Linked DNA regions of Homo sapiens: region 1 is linked to region 2. A link is a contact called in ENCODE Hi-C or POLR2A ChIA-PET data. All regions are on one chromosome and are shown on one strand. The core of a region is the stretch at or near the end of the contact, and the rest is flanking DNA. Distances in the headings are between cores, read along the strand shown.

Region 1 (2,729 bases), core at 25-2,524, 72 kb before region 2:
CAGCACCGCAGCTAACTGCTTAGGTGATGTGGATAAAACACTGCTCTGTCCAAGCCTCAGTTTCCTCTTCTGCCAAATGAGGGGTAGGACCAGGTTAGCTCTCACATGCCTGTCCCTTCTGACAGTCTAAGGTGAATCACATGCTGTGTTGATCGGGCCTCTATCCCTCCCCATTGGTGGCTCAGTCTGGCCCTCCTGGAGAGGGGGCAGAGTGTGGCACCCGTCAGCCTGGCTGGGGACCTGGGGCATATGACTGAGGACCCCCAGCCCCTTTGTACCCCGTTCTCTGCAGCAGGGGAGGAAGAGGCAGGTGTTTACTGAAAGCTGGTCAGTGTGTTTACAGTAAAGCCTTCCTCCATATACTCGAACTCTCTCTCACCCCCACCAAGCCGAATGGCCCAGCCAAAAGGGAGCCAGAAGGAGCAGATAACCAAAAACTTATTGTTCAGCACAGCAAGGGGACCTGGACAAGACGGGGCCATCCTCAGGCGTTCCAGGACCTCCTCCCCCGACACCGCTGCCCAAGGGCAGAGGTGGCAACGGAAGCACAGAGACCCCAGAAACAGAGGAGCCTGAATGGGGAGGGGACTGGGAAAAGCAGGGCTGGGCTAAAGGGAGCCCAGTGTGGCTGTGGCCTGGAGGGTGTGACCTACTAAAAGGGCACACGCAGATTTCGAGTGCTTGGACTCAGCTGAAAACAGTTTCCAACATGCTTGGTCCAAAGTAAGCAGCTCAGCTTAGAAGCTGCAGGCCTGGACACACAGTATGATGGAGGGAATATGGGTGTAGGCAGCCGAAGCCTGTGCCCAAGGACTACGCCTGAGTCCCTGTCCCTCTCCCCCTCCTCCAGGCCTGGTGCAGGGCCACTGGCTGCTGTCCAGCCTGCTGGCCCTGTGTTATCACTCAGCACATCAGACAATGAGCAGTGGATAGTCAAGGCTCCCAGCCAGGTTCCAGCTCCCCTGTTTAGGAGCTGTGTGACCTGGGGCAGGTCATTTATGGATCATTCTGACTGCCATCTGCCTCCCAGGGTTGCTGAGGCCCAGTGAGGTCATTGACTTAAACACTTTCTAACTGTAAAAAATCCCTGTGCACACCCAGACTTTCCCATTGTTGTGAATACTAATGAATAGTCATAGGAAGCTGGGAGTGAGATTCTGGTGGGGTGGGGGTGTGTGTGCCAGGCTGCTCTGAAACCCAAATCCCCAGCTGGGAGTGGAGAGGGCCGAGAGGGGTGGGAAGGCGCGCCCAGGAGGGCTTATGGGCCTCTGTCCCAACTTGCCAGCCCCAGGAGGCCGCCACCATCTGCAGGAGACTCAATCCCCAGCCTTTCGATCTCTGGGGGTGGCTAGAGGATGACTTTGCATTCCTTTAAAGGCTTGGGCAGGTCTTTCTTGCCTGGGTTTTCATACCCAAATCCAGGCTCGAGGACCCCTCACCCCAACAACAAAGACGGTTAAGTGAGTGGTAAAAACGTGAGTGGCTCACAAAGGCTCAGGAACCCTGAATGAAGCTCCTCTTGCCTTGTTCTCCCTGGCCCACCCCCTGCCTCACTGCAGGGCCCACTCCCAGCTAGTTCGGCTGTCACCTGCCCCAGGCTCACCCCCCGGCACTCCCACAGCCCTGTGGGATCTTGTTCCGGGAGTAAGTGAGGCTCTTCTCCCCTAGAGCTAATCCCTCCACAAAGCTCCCAGCCAGGCCCTCCCCCGGGCCGCCTAGGTGAGCAGAAACAAGTCTGACCAGTCGCCGTCACCAGGACAGGCGCAGCTTTCTGCTTCAGCCAGACACCCTGAGAAAGTGGGGAGGGTGAAATCTCAGGACAGGCAGGGGGCAGCTCTAGTGACCTCCTCCAACCTCCCTCCACCGTCCCTGCGCTCCCAAAAACCTTCCCATAACAACCTGACTGGGGCTTGTCAGCTGTTTTTGAGATGGGGAAACTGAGGCTCAGAGATGTGGAGCCCACTGCCTGACATCACACAGCCAGAACTCCAACCCTGGTCTCTGACTTGGAACCTGTCCTCCTTCCACCACACTGCAGGGTGCTCCTTAAGGATCCAAGTCCAGAATGGGGCAACCCATTGGGAGGTGAGGACCCAACAGGAGTCAGGCAGCAGAGGGCAGACAGGGGCTCTCTCCAGGGCATCGGCTGCAGCCTCTGCTGGAGGTAGGCTGGGAGCTGAAGAAACCACAACCTACCACAGCCTTCCTTCCGGGCGCTCAGGGCCTCTCGCAGCTGGAGCTGCAGCCTGAGCTGGGGGATGAAGCCTGGTGTGGGTGACAGGGCAGGGGCATGGCTGGACTGGGGGCAGGTGGCTCTGGGCGCCCCCCCCGGCTGGCAGGGCAGGGCTGTGCTAGCTGCCTTTGGGATGCCCATCCTCTGGCCCTGGTCTCTGTGCTGTGGGCTTCCCTTACTGATCTTCAGCCCAGTGCCCCTCGCCTAGTGACATATGGTGCCAAAGCTCCAGGGCCTGCTTTGAGCCTTGCTCCGCTCTGCCAGCACCAAGTCGTGCAGTTCAAGGGGAAACAGGGTACCCAGCCTGAGGGGCTCAGGTGCCCTCTGTTTCCTTCCCCTGCACTGGGACCTGCTCCACTGTTCTGTCTAGATGTGGCTCTGTGGCGGCTCCAGGACCTGAGGGGGTGGCTGGACAAGGAGATGGGAAGCCCCCGGTAGACCCCACCAGCATTTAGACAGCTCCGATGCACCTGCAGAGCCTCCTTCCCAAGTCCCT
Region 2 (2,955 bases), core at 445-2,944:
ATAGATTTGTATCTGGGTGTCATCTCAGCCGTATCCCCGCACCCCATCATGACTTTGCTAAGGCAGAATTTGGGTGGCTGGCCAGCACGTTTATTGCAAGAGGAACCATCTTAAATATGGTTCCTCAGGTCTGAGTGAGGGTAGCATTTACTATCTTGTTATATGATTTCCAGGAAAGCACATTGTGTTAAAACAAACTCCAAGATTTCTAAGCACTCAATCCTGATTGAGTGCCTAATTATTTATAGCCATCTAAAGTTGCTGGGGCTTCCCTTCTTGGTTTTTGAATTATTAATATTTAAAGATTCCAGGCCAGGCATCGTGGTTCATGCCTCTAATCTCAGCACTTTGGGAAGCCAAGGTGGGTGATCGATTGAGCCCAGGAGTTTGAGACCAGCCTGAGCAACATAGGGAGGCCTACAAAAAGGATATCTCCACCAAAAATAAAAAATCAGCTGGGTGTGGTTGTGCACGACTGTAGACCCAGCTACTCCAGAGGCTGAGGGGGTAGGATCGCTTGAACGTAGGAAGTTGAGGCTGCAGTGAGCCGAGATGGTACCACTGCACACCAGCCTCAGGGACAGAGTGAGGCCTCATGTCAAAAAAGATTCCACTTGATAAGCCTGTAAGCTTTGGACAGCCTCCTTTTGAGAACTATGTGCATATCATTGGCTTTCAGAAGATAGTACTGTTTGAGAGTAGTTGAGGGAGAAAAAAAAACTACTGAGTTGGCAACCTCCAAAATCCATGAGTAAGATAAATTTGCACTCAAGTGAGGTGAAAGGCTACCTTTGCTTGACATCTTGAAAAATAGAGCTCAAAGCTGCTTAGCCTTGGAAAGGGGAGACTGCTGGAATCGGTTGATTTCATGTACCAATAAATTTTTTAGATTGGCAAGGACAGATACAGTGATCAGCCTTTTATTCTACCAAGTAGGCACATTTTTTTTAGCTTTTCAGTTTTCTTTGCCAAAGTCAAATATGTCTGAACCAAGTAGGTAAATTCTTATTCAATTTCACAGGAATTGGTAATTGGTCAGTTCATTGAAAAAGTTTGTTAAACCCGGAACTCATAAAAGAGATATACTGTATTTTTTCTTTTCTTTCTTTCTTTTTTCTTTTTTTTTCCAGACAGAGTCTTGCTCTGTCACCCGGGCTGGAGTGCAGTGGCGCAATCTTGGCTCACCACAACCTCTGCCTCCCGACTTCAAGCGATTCTCTTGCCTCGGCCTCCCAAGTAGCTGGGATTACAGGCATGTGCCACCATGCCTGGCTAATTTTTGTATTTTTAGTAGAAACGGGGCTTCACCATGTTGGTCAGGCTGGTCTTGAACTTCTGACCTCAGGTGATCTGCCCACCTCGACCTCCCAAAGTGCTGGGATTACAGGTGTCAGCTACCACACTCGCCCACACCTGGTTAATTTTGTATTTTTAGTAGAGACAGGGTTTCACCATGTTGGCCAGGCTGGTCTTGAACTGACTTCAAGTAATCCATCTGCCTCAGCCTTCCAAAGTGCTGAGATTACGGGTTTGAGCCACTGCGCCAAGGCTATTTTTCCTCTACATGTTTTATTTTGACTTAAAATATCTAAATGTGTAGTTATTAGCAAGTATTTTGATGTAGACCTAAAGCCTTTGCTTTGCTTACAAGTCTGCTGAAAAGTGGGGCCCATTGCCTTTCCTGAAGCACAAACCACACACACATGATCCTGGGGTTTCAGTTCCAGTTTCTTTAACATGAAGCAAGAAATTCTAGAAACTTATGAAGCCACCTGATTGCAAAATCTTTCTTCATTTTTATGCATTTCTTTCCGATATTTTACAGTTCTCTCATTCATTCCTAATTTGATAGCATTTTAAAAAGTGACAGGCTTTTATAGTGTCTTTCCAAAGCAGTTTAGTTTTTGTAGAGATAACCGTTCTCTTTTTTTTTACACTCTTATTTTATTGGTCAATAGTCTTTCTGTTTAAATTCCTTTGTATTTTCTTTTTCTTTTCTTTTCTTTTTTTTTTTTTTGAGGTGCAGTCTTTCTCTGTCACCCAGGCTGGAGTGCCGTGGCGTGATCTCAGCTCACTGCAACCTCAGCCTCCCAGGTTCAAGCAATTCTCCTGCCTCAGCCTCCCAAGTAGCTGGGATTACAGGCACCTGCCACCATGCCTGGCTAATTTTTTTGTATTTTTTAGTAGAGACAGGGTTTCACCATGTTGGCCAGGCTGGTCTCGAACTCCTGACCTCAGGTAATCCCCCTGCCTTGGCCTCCCAAAGTGCTGGGATTACAGACGTGAGCCACCACGCCCGGCCAATTCCTTTGTTTACAGGTGAATTGATTCAAGTACATCATTCTAGTTAACACGTATGACCAGCATAAGCAAGTATGGGCCCAAATGCATTCTTGTTAACCAGGTACCACAACTGTGAGAGCAGAGAAGAGCCTGCCAGCTGTGAGCACTCTGTGCCTCAGGCTTAGTCAGTGTGCTCCAGTAAGAGACTGAAGGGTATTGGTTGACCTAATAAGTTGGTTAAGTGAGGGGTTGCTTAACAAAGTTTCTATTCAACAATCCATTGTCACCATAATTTCATAAAAGAAAGGAGCTTTGAGCACCCCAAGTCTCAGGATAATAGACAGTATTTCCTAAGAAAGGACAGTTGGTAACTTTATGCCAACATCTACTGATGTGTGTGTATCGTTTCCTACACATCAGTTGGTACTTGTCAGGGGCTGGTACTTAGGTATGGACTGAGAATTGGCAGCCATGGATCCGGTTCACACTGTTCTCCAGGCATGGACCCGCTCCATCACATCTCCGCTGGTGTAGTGAGGCTTCCCCTGAGGGCCTCTAGTGACCCTCTTTGTTTGGAGGCTGATGAAGGTTGTCACTAATGAGAGCTGTGGAGCTCTCCAGTAGTTGTGAAAGGGACCCTTGAAGCAATCAGATTCCCCCTGCCCCAGCACA

Evidence for each region. A loop is a pair of places that touch in the nucleus more often than their neighbours do. ChIA-PET counts read pairs that join two places held with the same protein, here RNA polymerase II (POLR2A). Pooled maps may share reads with other maps.
Region 1: a pooled map shows a loop between it and region 2 (2.7-fold over the local background). The contact joins two enhancer-like sites. A Hi-C loop is called at or near these places in 1 of 37 single-sample maps with no recorded cell type and 4 of 50 pooled maps. POLR2A ChIA-PET finds 5 or more read pairs at or near these places in 7 of 52 experiments (CD4-positive, alpha-beta T cell, CD4-positive, alpha-beta memory T cell, GM10248 and 4 more).

The regions. Positions count from the first base shown.
Region 1 is chr17:74,759,101-74,761,829 of GRCh38, reverse strand. All of the region lies in intron 1 of NHERF1 (NHERF family PDZ scaffold protein 1), which reads right to left. Among named protein-coding and RNA genes, the nearest start is that of SLC9A3R1-AS1, 11 kb to the right of the region's middle. RefSeq lists enhancers at 1,495-2,242, 2,243-2,729. Within about 2 kb of position 1,274, at least 22 of the 41 ENCODE cell types and tissues checked have a DNase peak (open chromatin) inside an H3K27ac peak, as active enhancers do.
Region 2 is chr17:74,687,615-74,690,569 of GRCh38, reverse strand. It overlaps a transcript of RAB37 not described here. Among named protein-coding and RNA genes, the nearest start is that of RAB37-AS1, 11 kb to the right of the region's middle. Within about 2 kb of position 1,694, at least 6 of the 41 ENCODE cell types and tissues checked have a DNase peak (open chromatin) inside an H3K27ac peak, as active enhancers do.